2 separate regions of the Homo sapiens genome follow, and region 2 is linked to region 1. Evidence: read pairs that join two places in POLR2A ChIA-PET (ENCODE). Cell type or tissue: GM12878. All regions are shown on one strand. Links, peaks and the distances in the headings refer to the core of each region. The heading gives the core; the rest is flanking DNA. Region 1 has its middle 55 kb from the start of BHLHE40-AS1. Region 2 has its middle 27 kb from the start of ARL8B.

Region 1 (9,307 bases), core at 491-8,490:
TGGTGGCTGACGCCTGTAATCCCAGCACTTTGGGAGGCCGAGGCAGGTGGATCACCTGAGGTCAGGAGTTCAAGACAAGCCTGGTCAACATGATGAAACCCCATCTCTGCTAAAAATATAAAAATTAGCCGGGCGTGATGGCACGTGCCTGTAATCCCAGCTATTCAGGAGGCTGAGGCAGGAGTATTGCTTGAACCTGGGAGATGGAGGTTGCAGTGAGCCGAGATCGTGCCATTGCACTCCAGCCTGGGCGACAGAGTGAGACTAGGTCTCAAAAAAAAAGAGAAGAAAGAAGGGAGGAAAGAAGGGAGGAAGGAAGGGAGGGAGGGAGGGAGGGAGGAGAGAGAAAGGGAGAAAAGAAAGAGAGAGAGGGAGGGAAGGAAGGGAGAAAAGAAAGAGAGAGAGGGAGGGAGGGAAGGAAGGAAGAAAAGAAAAGAGGCCAAGTGTGGTGGCTCACGCCTGTAATCCCAGCACTTTGGGACACTGCAGTGGGCAGATCACCTGAGGAGACCAGCCTGGCCAACATGGTGAAACCCCGTCTTTACTGAAAATACAAAAAAAATTAGCCGGGTGTGGTGGAGCATCCCTGTAGTCCCAGCTACTTGGGAGGCTGAGGCAGGAGAATTGCTTGAACCTGGAAGGTGGAGGTTGCAGTGAGCAGAAATCTCGCCAATGCACTCCAGCCTGGGCGACAGAGCAATACTCCATCAAAAAAAGGAAGGAAGGAGGGAGGGAGGGAGGGAGGGAGGGAGGGAGGGAAGGCAGGCAGGAAGGAAGGGGGTAATTAGACACACACACACACACACACACACACACACACACACACACACACACACACACTTTGTGCTGGGACAAACAAAGCCTAATCTCCCAAATTCTGAGATCAAAGGGTGGGAACAGAGTTAGGTGAGCCTTTCTTTAGCTAAGCACTGCTCGCTGACGTTCTCCAAGGCATGTCATTCCTGAGGAGGGTGTAGGAAAGTAAAATGCTTTGTCTAATCAAAAGAGAGATTTGAGTATTTTTGTGCAAAAGGAGCAGCCCAAAGTGAGATGAATCTAGAGAAATAGAGGAGCAGAAAAATGTGAGGGAGAGAAAGGAGAGTCAAGGAACTTGGAAGGAGGCTGGGGCCTGAAGAAGAAAGGGGCTAGTAGATCATTCCTAGTTAAAAATTGTGTGTGGGGGCCAGGTGCGATGGTTCATGCCTGTAATCCCAGCACTTTGGGAGGCCCAGGTGGGTGGATCACCTGAGGTCAGGAGTTTGAGACCAGCCTGATCAACATGGTGAAACCCCGTCTCTACCAAATATAAAAAATTAGCTGGGCGTGGCGGAGCATGCCTGTAATCCCAGCTACTTGGGAGGCTGAGGCAGGAGAATCGCTTGAACGCTGGAGGCGGGGGTGGCAGTGAGCCAAGATCATGCCATTGCACTCCAGCCTGGGCAACAAAATTGAAACTGTCTCAAAAAAAAAAAATTGTGTGTGTGCGTGGGGAAGGCAGGGTTAGGAGTTGGGCCTGTGTTAGGTGAAAGAGATTTGGGGGTTTAGGGGTGGAGACTGAAGGGAAGGAACTGTGTTGCACCATTTCCATGTTAGAGCTGAGCAGACAGAAGTTACCAACTTCAGTGAGGTGGCTCATGCCTGTAATCCTGACACTTTGGGAGGCTGAGGCAGGAGGATCACCTTAGCCCAGGAGTTTGACACCAGCTTGGACAAGCATAGCGAGACCCTGTCTCTAAAAAAACTAAAAAAAAAAAATTATCTGGGTGTGGTGGCTCATGCCTATAGTTTTAAATCCTCAGGAGGCTGAGGTGAGAGGATCACTTGAGCCCAGGAGGTTGAGGCTTCAGTGAGTTGTGATCATGCTAGTGCATGCCAGCGTGCATGACAGAGTGAGACCCTGTCTCTAAATAAATAAATAAAAATTAAAAATTAAAGAAAAAAGTTATCAGCTGCCTGAGATGAGATGCAGTTGAGATAAAATGGTGGGAACAGGACAGGCCTGGTGACTGAAAGAACACCAAATCCCAGGAACTTCCAGCTGAGGGACTTCGCTGAGGAGGTAAGTAGGGGCCTTCAGTCATTTCTGTGTTTCAAAGAGTAGGCAAGACTCCACCCTTGGTAAAGGGCCCTGAGCCGTTACCTTACTCAGGGTCAGCTCCTGGTGCCACTGTTCACCTTATCTACCATTTGAGTGAAGTCATTTAGCATCCCTGGGCCCCAGCTTCCTTTTAAAATGGGTAATAATGACATCTGTGTCACCTTCCCTCCAGGGTTCCTGTGAGGCATAATTGGGGTATTAAATGAGAAATGCTTTGTAAAATGGAGAGCTCCAGATAAATGGGAGGTATCAGTTAACAGTTCATATTCAATTGATCTGAATGACAGCACCAGTATAATAATAACCTACAGCCGGCACTCCATACGAAGCACTTACTGTGTGTTATCTGACTGAAACGTTACAACCTTGACGGAATATTGCTGTCCTGATTACACACGGAAGAAAACGGAGATTCAGAGAGATAAAGTAACTTGCCCATGGTTACTTGGCTAGCAACTGGTAGAACCAGCCATGAATGACTCTTTTATTCTTAACCACTTTGTGTCATGTTATTTTAATAATCATTCTTAACATTATGCTAGCCTGCATCTTGAAGAATATATAATATGGCTGGATGCAGTGGCTCACACCTGTAATTCCAACACTTTGAGAGGCTGAGGTAGGAGGATCTTGAGCCTAGGAGTTCAATTCCAGCCTGGGCGACATAGCAAAACCCCATCTTTACAAAAAATACAAAAATTGGCCGGGTGCGGTGGCTTATGCCTGTAATCCCAGCACTTTGGGAGGCCGAGGCAGGCGGATCACGCGGTCAGGAGATCGAGACCATCCTGGCTAACGTGGTGAAAGCCTGTCTCTACTAAAAATACAAAAAAATTAGCCGGGCGTGTTGGCAGGTGCCTGTAGTCCCATCTACTGGTAGTCCCAGCTACTCAGGAGGCTGAGGCAGGAGAATGGTGTGAACCCGGGAGGCGGAGCTTGCAGTGAGCCGAGATCACGCCACTGCACTCCAGCCTGGGCGACAGAGCCAGACTCCATGTCAAAAAAAAAAAAAAAAAAAATACAAAAATTAGCTGAATGTGGTGGTGCGAACCTGTGCTCGCAATTACTAGAGAGGCTGAGGTGGGAGGATCAATTAAGCCTAGGAGGTCGAGGCTGCAGTGAGCTGTGATCACACCACCACACTCCAGCCTGGGTGACAGAGCAAGATCCTATCTCATACACACACACACACACACACACGGACACAAACACACATATATATTATGGGTACGGTGGCTCATGACCATAATCCCAACACTTTGGGAGGCTGAGGCAGGAGGATCACTTGAGCCTAGGAGTTCAAAACCAGCCTGAGCAATATGGTGAGACCCCCATCTCTACAAAAAAATAAAAATAAGTTAACCAGACATGGTGGCATGCACTGTAGTCCCACTCTGGAGGCTGAGGTGGGAGGATTTCTTCAGCCCAGGAGGTCAAGGTGGCAGTGAGCCGTGGATCATGCCCCTGAACACCAGCCTGGGTGAAAAAGTGGGACCCCGTCTCAAAAAAAAAAAAAAAAAATATATATATATGTATATATATAATATGTTAGTATATACTGGTAGTGGTGGTAGTGGTTCTTCACTAAGATTTTAAAATATCATTTTGGGCTGGGTGCAGTGGCTCACGCCTATAATCCTAACACTTTGGGAAGCTGAGGCGGGTGGATCAGCAGAGGTCAGGAGTTCAAAACCAGCCTGGCCAACATGGGGAAACCCCATCTCTACTAAAAAAAATACAAAAAAATGCCGGGTGCGGTGGCTCACACCTGTAATCCCAGCACTTTGGGAGGCCGAGGCGGGTGGATCACAAGGTCAGGAGTTCGAGATCAGCCTGGCCAACATGGGGAAACCCCATCTCTACTAAAAATACAAAAATTAGCCAGTGTGGTGGTATGCGCCTGTAATCCCAGCTACTTGGGAGGCTGAGGCAGGAGAATCGCTTGAACCCAGGAGGCACAGAGGTTGCAGTGAGCTGAGAACGTGCCATTGCACTCTAGCCTGGACAACAGAGTGAGACTCCATCTCAAAAAAAAAAAAAAAAATTAGCCGGGCATGGTGGTAGTCGCCTGTAATGCAAGCTACTTGGGAGGCTGAGGAGGGGAGGATCACTTGAACCCGGGATGTGGAGGTTGCAGTGAGCTGAGATTTCACCATTGCACTCTACCCTATGTGACAGAGCAAGACTTGGTCTTGAAAAACAAAAACAAAAACAAAAACAAAAAAAACCCATCATTTTGGTCTTTCATTTGAAATCTCTCTAGTAAATACCTATTATGTGCTATGTATTTGGAACACCTCCATGAGCAAAAGACACAGGGTCTCTTGCCCTCATGGAACATACAGGGTAACAATAGAAAAAAGGTATTAAACAATTACAATACTGGGTGCCAAAGGGGAGGTACTTTGGGTTCAAGGAGGAAAGGACACCTTAGCTGAGGCCTAAAGAATCAAGGAAGGGTGGGAGAGTGTTCCAGGCAGATGAAATAAATAGCAATGAGAAGGCCAGGAAGCAGAGCATGCATGAGGCGATGGAGGAAATGAAAGTAATACCCTGTGGTCCACTTTGGAGGGTGGGGTGGGCAGTGGTGAGAAATGACACTGGGGAGGGGGTCTGGGACTAGACTGCACAGTGGCCTTGTGAGTCATGTTGTCATATATAAATATATAACATATATTTTATATATAATTTATATATTTTAGTTATGCATTAATATTTATCATATGTAATTTTATATGTGTATGTATTACCTATAATATGTATAAATGTATGTATACATGTGTATCTATGTAATTTTTCCTTAGAAACGAAACCAGTTTGAGCCCCACTAAAAAAAATTAAAAATAATTTAAAAAAACCTAAACCATAATCACGCATAATACTGTTTCTTTTCTTTTTTTTTATACTTTAAGTTCTAGGGTACCTATGCACAACGCGCAGGTTTGTTACATATGTATACATGTGCCATGTTGGTGTGCTGAATCATGCATAATACTGTTTCTTAATCCTTATTGAGATAAAATTGACATACAACAGATGACGTGCATTGAAAGTCTACAATTTGATGAGTTTTGACATTTGCATGCACCTGGGAAACCATCACCACAATCAAAGAACAGAGAACTCCATCAACCTCAAAATTTACTCATGCTGGGTTGGGCACAGTGGCTCATGCCTGTAATCTCAGTACATTGGGAGGCTGAGGTGAGAATTGCTTTAGCCCAGGAGTTCGAGACCAGCCTGGGCAATATAGCGAGACCCTGCCTCTACAAAAAATACAAAAATTAGGCAGGCGTCGTGGTGCACACCTGTAGTCCCAGCTACTCAGGAGGCTGAGGTGGGAGGATTGCCTGAGCCCAGGAGGTCGAGGCTGCAGTGAGCCTTAATAGCTCCACTGCACTCCAGCTTGGTTGAGAGTGAGACTTGGTCTCAAAAAAAAAAAAAAGTTTACTCATGCTTTTGTGACACCTCACTCCTGGCCCTCTCAGTCCCCTGGCAACCATCCTTCTGTTTTCTGTTGCGTTTTCTAGAATTTTGTAAATCGAATGTATCATGTATATGAAATCATATAATCTGTACACTTTTAAAACGTAGCTTCTTTCCCTCACATAACTACGGCGAGAGTCATCTGTGTCACTGCACATGTCAAAGGTTTGTTCCTTTTCGTTGCTGTAGTATCCTGCACTGTTTTGAAACCTGTTTTGTTCCTTAATATATCAAGATAGCTGGGATCTAGGTCAAACTGCCAAAGTTGAAATATCAGTCATGCTGTTTATAAGTGGGTGAGTTTGGGCAAGAAACCTCGATATGTTACCCAGTTTCCCTTGAGCTTAATGGCCATGTCTGTAAAATGGGCTAACAGTAATAGTCACAAGGGAGGCAGGTTGTGTGAGATGATGTATATGCCTGTGTATAGCAATTGCTCAATAAAAGTTATCAAGAATATGATTGCTATTACTACTATTACAATTCACACCTGGAGCATTTTAAGAAAACATCAGACACAGTCGTGGAACATGGATGTGCCCCTGAGTGTAGGAGGGAGAGAGCCGGGGCCAAGTTCCCTTCTGATAACATCATGGGCTCCAAGGTGGCCATGGCTGGTTCCTTCACCCTTTTGGTCCCCAGATTCTCCTTCTAGGGAACAATGGCATCCAGAAGTGGGGGTTGGGTGGAAAAAGAGATTAGAGAGTCTCTACAGACAAGAGAAAAGGGAAGCTAGCTCACTGCAATCAATTTGATTACCAGGCAGTCATGCCTCCTCATTTGAACCCCAAAGACCCACGTCTTCCTCGATTGCTCACTCAACTAACAGATTAAATCATCTCTAACACGCAATGACTGTGTTATGTTTAAAAAGAAGCGTTTCCAAGGCTCACATACAAAGGAGGTGCCCGCCTTGTGTCTTGACCACAGTGATATAAAAATTAACTGCATTGATCATATCCTTCCTGGGCTCCACTTTATCATCCTTCTGGGCTAGGTGGTCAGTAGCAAAGAGAGCCATGGAGTCGCATAGAAATATACCCAGCCACCCCAGCTTTAGAGTCAGGTGAGTCCTGGGTTCAAATCCCACTCCCACCGCATGTTAGTACTTGTACCTGAACCAGTTACTTGAACTCCTCAAGGGATCATATTTTAAATGGGGATAAACATGACGCCTCACATCATGGGTATGTCGTGAAGGCTGAAGCACAAGTGGAGTGGACAGTCCTGAGCATAGTGCCTGGCACAGGGGAAATGCTGCACATAGGAAGTAAAGGGGTTACCGTCAACCTCTGAGCGTTGCATGTGTGCATGTAACGTGTGCGTGTGCATGTGTGTGTTGTGTGTGTGTGTGTGTATGTTTAAAATAAGCATGTTCTCTAACTCTAAGCCTTCTGTCTTTATGGTCCTCCTGAAATCACACCTTGAACAGCAGCCTGCCTATTTTAGGCAGCTCACCAGCTGGACGTGATGTCCCATGAGCAACAGTCAGAAGGAAGTGAGGATGTGTAAGCTGGGAGCTAAGTGGGACATGATCATTGTCATCAGGAAGGGCTGCCATAGGAAAGGTGCTTTAATTCACACTGTTTCAACCCAGAGGACTAAGACCCATGGGCGAATGCCTCTAGGAGGCAGAGGAACAACTGTCTTGCAATCAGAGAAGTCAAAAAAAAGAAGGGGACTGCCTCAAGGCTTACTCAGCTGCCTGTGTGGATGTGTTCAAGCTGAGGCTAGGTGACCAGGTGTCAAAAATGTGGTCAAAGTGATTCCTGATGTAGGAAGTTGGACCAGACGAGTAGCTTTCAGCTGGATACAGAGGAGGTGGTGGGCAGGGCTCGGGGTCTCCACACTCTTACAGCTACCACAGCACTTCCTCTTTTGTCTGTTTTATATATTTGGGCTCCTGAAGATTTGAAGATTTAGCTATTTAAAATAAGAGGTTGTGGTGTTTTTTTTTTTTTTTTTTTTTTTTTTTTTTTTTTTTTTTTAAGCCCCTGGCCTGGATGACTTTTTGAGGCCTCTTGGAACTTTGGGGCTCCAAGTCGATGATTCAGAATTGCCTGTGACCTTGTGTATTTGTCAGAACTCTTTTTGGTTGCAAGTGTCAAAACTCCTCTCAATGTGGCTAAAGCAAGAAGTGGATTTAAGTAACTTGAGAAGCCTGCAGGGCTGTTGTGGTAGTTCGCAGAACTGGAAAACAGAGTGCAGCAGCCATGGCCTCCAGGACTAGAACCAGCAACCCAGGGCTGCCCAGACTCTCTTTCTTTGTCTGGCTCTTGGCTCTGCTTTTCTCACTTCTCTCTGAGTTGGCCTCTGGGGCACATGGCAGCCAGCAGCCCCAGTTGTGGGAAAGGGATTTGGCTCAGGTCATCCATCTGGGCCCACATTTTGAGCTCTCAGTTACCTCTGGCAATTTAGAAGATGGAGAAGTGGGTCAAGTTTAAACAAACAAACGAAAAATGGAATAGGGGAGCTGGGAGTGGTGGCCTTTTCCTATAGTCCCAGCTACTTGGGAGGATGAGGCTGGAGGATGGATGGAGGCCAGGAGCTTGAGGCCAGCCTAGGCAGCACAGTGAAAATGCCTCTCCCCTGACCCTGTCTCTACAAAAAATACATATTTTAAGTTGGCCCAGCATGGTGGTGCCTGCCTGTAGACCTAGCCACTTGTGAGGCTGAGGCAGGAAGGTTGCTTGAGCCTAGGAGTTTGAGGTTACAGTGAGATATGATCATACCACACTGCACTCCGGCCTGGATGACAGAGTAAGACCCTGTTTCTAAACAAAAAAACAAACAAACAGGCTGGGTGTGGTGGCTCATGCCTGTAATCCCAGCACTTTGGGAGGCCAAGGCGGGCAGATCACTTGACGTCAGGCGTTTGAGACCAGCCTAGCTGACATGGTGAAACCCTGTCTCTACCAAAAAATATAAAAATTAGCTGGGCGTGGTGGCACGTGCCTGTAATCCCAGCTACTCGGGAGGCTGTGGCAGGAGGGTTGCTTGAACCTAGGAGGCAGAGGCTACAGTGAGCCAGGATGGCGCCACTGCACTCTAGCCTGGGTGACATAGCAAGACTCTGTCTCAAAACCAACCGACCAACCAACCAACCAACAGACAAACAAGGAATAGGGTTCCTCAGTTTGGGGGCTGGTGAAAAAGAACACTGAACAGGAAGACAAGAGACTTGAATTTGAATCCCCAAATATGCTTGTGCTACTGATCAGCTGCAAGCCAGAAGCGTCTTTTCAAAAGGCAGATCCAACTGTGTCACTCCTCTGCTTGGATCATTTCAGTATCCCCCGAGAACGTTCACATCTCTCACCAAGGCCAGCAAGCTCCTATGTGTCTGCCTCGCTCTGTAGCTGCTCTTTGTACCTCTCTTCACCTTGTGGCTCTGCCAGTTTCTTACAGGTTTCAGGCTTCTTTGCAAAAGCTGTCCCCTCTTCTGGAGCACCTGTTCCCTTCTCCCTTTTTGAGCCAGTACCTACTCTTTCCTGCTGGTTGCAGCTTCACCTCTTTGGTGAAGCTTTCCCTGATTGCCAGTAGGTCAGACCTTTTTGGAACACACCCTCAATGCACTCTAACTTCTTCAAAGCACTTCTCCCCGTGAAAATGAATAATCACATTTAGGTTGGCCATTAGACTGTAAGCTCTGTGAAGGGCCAGGTACCATATTTGCCTGGTTCATCTGTATCCACAAACCTAGCAGAATTCTTAGTACATAGT
Region 2 (9,307 bases), core at 691-8,690, 60 kb after region 1:
TATAACAACCAAAGTTATGGTTTATAATTGACTTAGGGCTTTGGAGAGGGCAACGCCTCTGTCATTACTTTGCAAACACAAAGTGACTTACAAATAGAGCTGAAATCTCTGCTAATAATCACCTGCTGTTTGTTTCCCTCTGACCATCTGCATTAGATCCACCTGTTGAAGGGAGATCTTGTTTAAAACCTGTGTCCCACTGGATACCTAACTAACTAGAATCTCTAGGGGTGAATCCCTGGAACTTTTCATTCTAATAGTTCCCTCAGGTGACCTGTGTGCACGTTGAAGACTGAGAGCCACTGTAATACAGGTAACTTTCTTAAATGGGTGTACTGTGTGTGTATAGGACATAGGCATACCCTGTGCCTAAAGGACTTTAGAACAGCCATTCTTAGAAGGAGTGGAGTCTATGCCATTACCTAGAAAGCTGGAGTGGGATCAGGCTTTTATATCCAAGAACTTAAAGGAGAAGCTGGCAAGTGCTGTCATTTCCGTCAGGGGACAGATTCCTACTGAGCCCACACAGGGGCAGTCCCTTTAAGGAGGGATTGGCCTCATGGGAGGATGTCTGCAGAGATGTCTGTGAAGGCTGGGTTCAAAGATTATAGAGTGGGCTGGGTGCAGTGGCTCATGCCTATAATCCCAGCACTTTGGGAAACTGAGGCAGGAAGATCACTTGGGCCAGGAGTTCAAGACCAGCCTGGGCAACATAGCAAGATTTTTGTCTCTAAAAAAATTAAAAATTGGCTGGGAGCAGTGGCTCACGCCTGTAATCCCAGCACTTTGGGAGGCCGAGGCGGGCGGATCATGAGGTCAGGAGTTTGAGACCAGCCTGGCCAACATAGTGAAACCCCGTCTCTACTAAAAATACAAAAATTAGTCAGATGTGGTGGCATGTAAAAATACAAAAATTAGTTAGGTGTAGTCCCAGCTACTCTGGAGGCTAAGGTGGGAGAATCGCTCGAACCCAGGAGGTGGAGGTTGCAGTGAGCTGAGACCACACCATTGCACTCCAGCCTAGGTGACAGAGTGAGACTCCATCTCAAAAAAAAAAAAAAAAATTAAAAATTAAAAAATTCACCGAGTGTGGTAGCGGTTGTCTGTAGTCCTAGCTACTCAGGAGGCTGAGACAGGGGAGGATTGCTTAAGCCCAGGAATTTGAGGCTGCAGGGAGGTATGATTATGCCCCTGCACTCCAGCCTGGGTGACAGAGTGAGACCCTGTCTCTAAAAAAAGATTGTGGGGTATAGTGAAGAGCTGTTTGGGTCCAAATTGCCATGAAAGGAAAGGAACAGACATGATCCCCCTTTCTTCAAAGGGCCTACTGTCTAGAGCAGGGAATTGGGCAAGCAAGCACCCACTCCCACAGCCAGCAGCCCCACTTCATAGGCAAGCTGTGGCAGGGCTAGTATTTACCAATACACAAAGGTGTGGCTATATGGTTAGTCAACATACTTAAATACTTTCGTAATGGTTAAAAACTTTTGTGATGATTGGTCAATAACCATTGCCTCAATCCTTCCTTTCCTGAGTGGCCCCTCTATCCTGGCTACTCACATGTTTCCTTCCTCCCTATATCCTATGATCCAGTGATGAAAGGTTAATGTCAGGCACAGTGGAGGTACCAGGACCCCACACCAGCACTATGGCTGGCTTGTCTTCTGACTGGTTGGCACCTGTGATATACTGATGGTTAAATATTTTGGATCACACCTGTAATGAGCGGGTGACTAATTTCTGGCAATGACACTGAGTAGAAGTTTGGAACATTAGAGCCCTAGTAAACCCTGGACTGGGGGACCAGCACCCTTCCTGGGGGAAGCCTAGCAGACATCCTTCCTGGATTCTGAGGTCCCCTCAGGATTCCTGACGTACCTAGGTAGGGAGAACGTCCTGAGAGACAAATAACAGACTCCCTTCTAATCCTAATATGTGGGGCTGTGAGCTGGTTCTAATTCAATTTCAAAAACAAAGACATAAAATTTCTACTAGCCCAGGGATCATGAGGCAATCCATACTGGTTAAATCAGCATAAGGAATTATTATTTTTATTAAATTACTATGTATGCCACAGAAAGGTTGTGTTGCTGAAAACAGGTCATCAGGAACTGTTGTTTTCCTGGCCATTTGAACTTCAGACCACTACGGTAGAAACTCTAAGGGTTTTTTGTTTTGTTTCCGTTTTGTTCTCTGATATCACAAGCCTCTAGAACGCTACCTGGCACATAGTAGGTGCTCAATAAATGTTAGTTAAACAAAACTACAATTTCAAAGGATTCCAAGTTTGTTGTTTAATTTTAGCAGAAGCTAGAAGAAATTAGCAGGATATATTGAATTTGGCCAGGTGTGGTGGCTCAGACCTGTAATCCCAACACTTTGGGAGGCTGAGGTGGGTGGATTACTTGAGCTCAGGAGTTCGAGACCAGCCTGGGGAACATGGCAAAACCCCTTCTCTACCAAAAACAAAAAAATTACCTGGGCGTGGTGGCACACGCCTATAGTCCCAGCCGCAGGAGGATCGCTTGAGCCCGGGAGGCAGAAATTGCAGTGAAGCGAGATGGCACCACTGTACTCCAGCATGGGCAACAGAGCAAGACCTTGTCTCAAAAAAAAAAAAAAAAAAAAGTCAAATTTATTTTCTACTTAGAAGCATCCAGAATCCCTGCCTCTTGTAATGATGGAAACCTCTGTTTGAGCTTAAAAATTAGTGGTTTCAATTAGCCGGGCGTGCTGAAGCATGCCTGTAATCCCAGCTACTCTGGAGGCTGAGGCAGGAGAATCACTTGAACCCAGGAGGTGGAGGTTACAGTGAGCCGAGATCATGCTATTGCACTCCAGCCGGGGCAAAAAGAGTGAAACTCTGTCTCAAAAAAAAAAAAAAAAAAAAATTAGTGGTTTCCATTTGCAACGTCTGCTATTGGAACAAACTGCAATTTACTAATTTATTAGGCAGTAGTACTCTAGAGATTTAACAAAAAATGAGCATGTCCGTTACTATTCCAGGTTGGCAACTGAGCTCTCTTGAGAGAGCTTCTCACTAAAGGCTCACTAAGATGATGGGCTCTGAGTACACCTCATCTAGAGCCAGGAAATGATCTCAAGGGATATAGATGGGGCAAAGGCCTTCAGACTTGATCTCCTGTTGTCAGATTTCTTCTCAGGATTTCACTTGTTTTTGCATTTTCTGTTTGCTTTTCTAAGCCTCATTAGACAGTTCCTTAAACATTCATTCCCAGCTGTCTATTTTTTCTCTTTTCTCTTTGAGCCCACAGTAACCAAACTCTCAAAGTAACACATCCAGAGACAGCTGGCAGATGGTTTGAAACCAGCGGATTTTACTTGCATTAGGACAATCACATTAAATTAAAACAAACAAAAAGCATATCTTTCAGTGGTGATTCACCTGCACATTAACTAGTAAATGCTAATTGTAATGTTAATAGTTGTAATTTCTTGAGAACCTACTATGTGCCAGCCTGGTACTTCACATACACAGATTAACTTTCACGCTGATAATAACAGGGAAACTGCAGGGAGACTGAAGTTTATAGAGATCATCTTGCTCAGTGGAATGAAACACAATCATAAATTGTTACATAAAGGTGCCTACATTATATTCAGTGCAAATGGCAAGTTTCACAACAGTACATTATAGTTAACTTCATTTTAGAAAATCTCATTAATTTGAAGTATATATAAACACATATAGATGTACTCACATAATATATTTTTGTATATGAGAAAAATGTATGAAAGGCAATACCACCTCAGGAATTTACCCACTTGCCCTAAGCCTTGGGTTTTACATCTGCAGAGCAGGAGTATTAAAAGTATCCACCACAGGCCGGGAGCGGTAGCTCACGCCTGTAATCCCAGCACTTTGGGAAGTCGAGGTGGGCAGGTCACGAGGTCATGGGTTTGAGACCAGCCTGTCCAATGTGGTGAAACCCCGTCTTTACTTAAAAAATGCAAAAATTAGCCGGGTGCGGTGGTGTGCACCTATAGTCCCAGCTACTCAGGAGGCTGAGGCAGGAGAATCGCTTGAACTCAGGAGGTGGAGGTTGCAATAATCCAAGATCGCGCCACTGCACTCCAGCCTGGGCGACGGAGTGAAGCTCCGTCTTGGGGCGAAGAAAAAGTATCTACCACAAAGAAAGGATAAAAGCACAGTTCCTGACACAAAAATGAGTACTTGATCCATTTCTTGCTATTATTGTCATTATTTTTATGAAGAGAAATTCATTAAATTGTCAACAGTGATTACCTCTAGGGAGTGACGCCACAGGGTAAGGAAGGGGATGACAATTTGTATCGTCTACATTATACACATCTGGGCTCTTCCATGCATTTACAACAATCAGACACCACTTCTATTACATGTTATAAAAGGCGTTTTATTTAAAAATACCTCTTGAGGCCAGGGGTGGTGATTCACACCTGTAATTCCAGCACTTTGGGAGGCTGAGGCAGGAAGATTGCTTGAGCCCAGGAGTTCAAGACCAGCCTGGGGAACATAGCAAGATCGTGTCTGTATTTAAAAATAAAAATAAAAATATCTTTTGAGGCTGGGCATGGTGGCTCATGCATGTAATTCCAGTACTGTGGGAGGCTGAGGCAGGAGGACTGCTTGAGCTCAGGAGTTCATGACCAGCCTGGGCAACATAGCTCACCCTGTCCCTACTAAAAATTTAAAAAGTAAAAATAAAAACCCTTTCATGGGAGGTCAGGAGTTCGACACCCGCCTGACCAACATCGTGAAACCCCGTCTCTACTAAAAATACAAAATTAGCTGAGCGTGATGGTGCATAACTGTAATCCCAGCTACTTGGGAGGCTGAGGCAGGAGAATCGCATGAACCCAGGAGGCGGAGGTTGCAGTGAGCCAAGACGGTGTCACTGCCCTCCAGCCTGGGCAACAAGAGCGAGAGGGAAACTCCATCTCAAAAAAACAAAACAAAGCAAAAACACCCTCTCGTATCAAAATTTATTTCCCCAAATGCCTTTATTTTCTCGTACAAGCAACCATTAAAATAATAATGAACTCCTAAAAAAAAAAATCTGAAAGATCTATTCCAGTGCTTGTATTCCATAGCTTATTTTTGGCCCCAGAGCAGCGTGAAGAACCCGATGTTATCAACAGCGTTTTATTTGGACGCTCTGAATCCGTTTTCCCCTAGCACATCGGCAGAGCAGACCGCCTGCCTCGGCCTTGTCAACGCCAAGGGTGTTTTGGACGGATGTGTCTATCCTGAAAGCTTCCAGCCTGGCTTTGAACTTGACTTGGCAACGGATGAAAACCTCGGCGAGCATCCCCAGACAACCCCGCTGCGCGTCAGAGCGCTGCTCCCGCGTCCTCCTGCCGGCAGAAGCCCCTGCAGTGCGCCCCGCGACCACCAGCTGGAACCAAAAGGCGGCGCGCAGGCGCGGAGCCCACGGGGAGCCCAGGCTGGGGCGCGTGTCAGCTCCGCCTGACCTGCCACCTTCCCTAGGCAGCGGGGGGCGGGGGTGGGGGGTGGTGCGGGGAGTCACATGCGTCCCCTCCGAAGCTGGGCTGGAGTTCATTTACAGCTCGCTTTTCTAGGCCTGTCTCTTTATTCCATTATCAAAGATTGCTTTAGGGGGTTCATAAAATCAAACTGAAGCGTTGTCAAAGGAGAGGAGTCCACATGTCTCAGACTGGAAACCAGCCATTCTTCCATTCATTGGGAGACATTTACAGGCCCCCTGCCAGGGGTCGGTCCTGGGACACTGGGGATGCCGCGTTGAGTAAGACAATCCCTACCTTCACAGGGCCTCGCTTCGAGCTTAATAATGATACCCAGTAAGGGAGGGTTGGAATGGAAGCATTTTGTTCTGCTCTTGGCTGAAGCACAGAGACAGATGTCACATGTCAGCGAGATGTGTGAGATCCTCATGCAGGGCTTGCAGAAGGGTTGGCTTTGACATGCTGAGCCCTTCGCCCCCACTGAGGGTATGAAAAGGGTCAAAAGAGGAACACTACAGGAAAAGACAGGATTTGGAAGGAGTTGATGATGAGTGGATCCTTTCCCCACCTTCCCCCCAACAATGAGAAGGGTGGGGGGCGGGGAGGGGGGGTGCCAGCCTGTCATCTCAAACCTAGAAAAAGGGGCTATAAAGGAATCACTCACAGGGGCTGCGGACACAGTAGACTCCTGTCTGAGCAATCTAAAAGTTGCAGGCCAAACACAGTCGCTGCAATCCCAGCATTTTGAGAGACTGAGGCTGGAGAATTGCTTGAGGCCAGGAGTTGGAGACCAGCCTGCACAACACAGTGAGGCCTTGTCTCTACAAAAGAATTTTAAGAAATAAAATTAGCCAGGCGTGGTGGCACGCGCCTGTAGTCCTAGCTACTCTAGAGGCTGAGGCAAGAGGACTGCTTAAGCCCAAGGGCTCAGTCACTGTAGCTGTACAGTGAGCTACAATCGTGCCACTGAAAGAGTTAAACTGTCTCTAAAAAAATAAAAAGACAAAATAAAATGTGTGGTACCAGGGCTGGCTAACTGTTCCAACTAACGAACAAAGAGACATTGCCATGTTGGGGTCATCCTGTGCCCATGGTTTGTGGGGGAAGTATTCCTTGTCCCAGGGGACCATATGTGGATGGCCTGCCAAAGAGAACTGAGGTAGAGCTGCCTTAGATCTTTTCCATGGAGACCTTCTGGTGGGATGAGGAGAAGTCAGCAGAAATAAGATAAACTAGATACTCTGGGTTGTAAAGGAAATTCTTAAGCCACCAGCTGGAATAGAGAGACATTTGCCTAAATTCAGTGAATTACAGGTGAGACCTTTCCAATGCCCCATGAAGGAGCGAGCCAGCCATAAACATCTGCCAAGCCCAGCAAGCGCCAGCATCTATCATGGCAATGTTGGTCAACTCAACACTTTCCTGGCCCCCCTAACTACTCTCTAGCCTACACCCCACTCTCTACCTCCACTAGATCTGATGCTTCATGGGCAGGGTGACCATATGCCCCAGTTTGCCCAGGACACTTTTTTGTTTTTTTGAGACAGAGTCTCGCTCTGTCACCCAGGTTGGAGTGCAGTGGCGTGATCTTGGCTCACTGCAACCTCCACTTCCTGGGTCCAAGGGATTCTCCTGCCTCAGCCTCCCAAGCAGCTGGGACTACAGGCATGCACCACCACAGCCAGCTAATTTTTTTTTGTATTTTTGTAAAGACAGGGTTTCACCATGTTGGCCAGAGTGGTCTTGAACTCCTGACCTCAAGTGATCCACCTGCCTCGGCCTCCCAAAGTGCTGGGATTACAGGCGTAAGCCACCATACCCGACCTGCCCAGGACACTTCTGATTTACATCTGCAGTCCTGAGGTAATTATTAATAGCACCCTCTTTCAATCTCAAGAGGGTCCCATTCTGGATGATAAATTACATGTTCATCCTCCACATGGAAGGCTAGGAGTAGCTGGTTAGGCAGGTGCAATGAGTTGAATCGTATCCCCACAAAGTGATATGTTGAAATCCTAATATCTAGTACCTCAGATTGTAACCTTATTTGAAATAAGGTCTTTATAGGGTCTTTATAGAGTCCAAGCAAACGACAAGGAAGTCATTAGGGTGCACCCTAACCCAATAGGATGTCGAAAAGGAGAAATTTGGACACAGAGACATGCACACAGGGAGAATGTCAGGTGAAGACAGAGATTGGGGTGATGCGTGTACAAGCCAAGGAATGCCAAAGATTGCCAGCAAACTCCACAAGCTAAGGAAGAGGCATGGAACAGATGCTTCCTCACAGCCCTCAGAAGAACACAAGTGTGCTGCCCTCTTGGTCTTGGACTTCAAGCCTCTAGAATGGTGAGACAATACATTTCTGTTGCTTAAGCCAGCCAGATTGTGGTGCATCGTGACAGCAGCCCTAGCAAATGAATACATCAGGAAACAGAAGCAGCCGAGCTTGCCCTTTGTCCCTTCCCAAATGTCCAATCTGCAGCTGGCTCCAACTGAGGGCTATGGGAAACATTTTACGTGAAATGCGATTTTTGATTTTTTAAATGTCTTTTTTTAAATGATTTCAACTTTTATTTTGGATTCAAGGGGGTACATGTGCAGGTTTGTTACATGGGTATGTGCGTGATGCTGAGATTTGGGTTACAATTCATTCCATCACCCAAGTGGTGAGCACAGCACTCAACAGTTAGTTTTTCAACTCTTGCCTTCCTCCCTCCCTGACTGGTAGTCCCCAGTGTGTATTGTTCCCATCTTTATGTCCATGAGTACCCAGTTTAGCTCCCACTTACAACTGAGAACACATGGTGTTTGGTTTTCTGTTCCTGCATTAATTTGGTTAGTATAATGGCCTCCAGCTGCATCCATGTTGCTGCAAAGGATATGATTGTGTCCTTTTTTATGGCTGCGTTGTAATTTTTTTTTTTTTTTTTAGATGAAGTTTTGCACTTGTCATCCAGGCTGGAGTACAGTGGCACAATCTTGGCTCACTGCAACCTCCACCTCCTGGGTTCAAGCGATTCTTCTGCCTTAGCCTCCCGAGTAGCTGGGACTACAGGCACCTGCCGGCACACCTGGATTTTTGTGTTTTTAGTAGAGACCAGTTTTCACCATGTTGGCCAGGCTGGTCTCAAACTCCTGACCTCAGGTGATCTGCCCACCTCAGCCTCCCAAAGTGCTGGGATTACAGGTGTGACCCACCGTGCCCAGCCTGCATTTTAATTTCAGAAGACTAGACTATTTGTTACTGAACCTGAAATGTGTGTAGTGATTTAAAGTGACAGCAGGATGTTTTGTTACCTAAGAGTGACCAGGGGACATCTGTTAGGAGCCAGTAGTTCTCCACACACCTAGCATCCGGTGAGACAAGCCACCACACTGAAGGAGGGGACATCAGCAGAGCAATGGTGGACAGGCGCAGGCTGGGGCTACCGCTTCTGGCACTGCTCCTACACACATAGATTCATTCAAATCATACAATTTTTCAAATCATAACATTTTTCAGATAACTCCTCCCGGAATACTTCAGCAGCCACAAATCCAGCTAATGCCACTACCAAGGTGGTTGGCAGTGCCTTGGAGTCAACAGCCAGTCTCCTCCTAGTCTTGCTTTCTCTCGCCCACCTCTAATGTTAGGAGACTCAGGCCAAGAAACATCTATATGTCCCCATCTTCTAAACCCATTTTAAATGGCATCTAGAAGTCCAATGTGACAAGGAAAAAACAAATCGTCGTCAAATCTACTAATCCCACACCTTCTTTTATTGACATAAAAACTGTTGAGAGGCCAGGAGTGGTGGCTCACACCTGTAATCCTAAC

What was found. ChIA-PET counts read pairs that join two places held together with the same protein. Peaks named below come from ENCODE experiments on the same cell type or tissue, not always from the same donor. Only the 100,000 strongest peaks of a DNase experiment are listed, where the experiment ranks them.
Region 2: POLR2A ChIA-PET joins it to region 1 with 12 read pairs; 4 of 35 experiments call an interaction of 5 or more read pairs at or near these places.

What each region holds. Positions count from the first base shown.
Region 1 is chr3:5,030,672-5,039,978 of GRCh38, forward strand. No RefSeq gene overlaps it. Among named protein-coding and RNA genes, the nearest start is that of BHLHE40-AS1, 55 kb to the left of the region's middle. RefSeq lists an enhancer at 977-1,478. In GM12878, for the core only: no CTCF peak of the experiment used is centred there; a DNase peak (open chromatin) is centred at 5,223.
Region 2 is chr3:5,090,748-5,100,054 of GRCh38, forward strand. It overlaps the pseudogene CD24P5. Among named protein-coding and RNA genes, the nearest start is that of ARL8B, 27 kb to the right of the region's middle. In GM12878, for the core only: no CTCF peak of the experiment used is centred there; no DNase peak of the experiment used is centred there; H3K27me3 peaks cover 484 bases.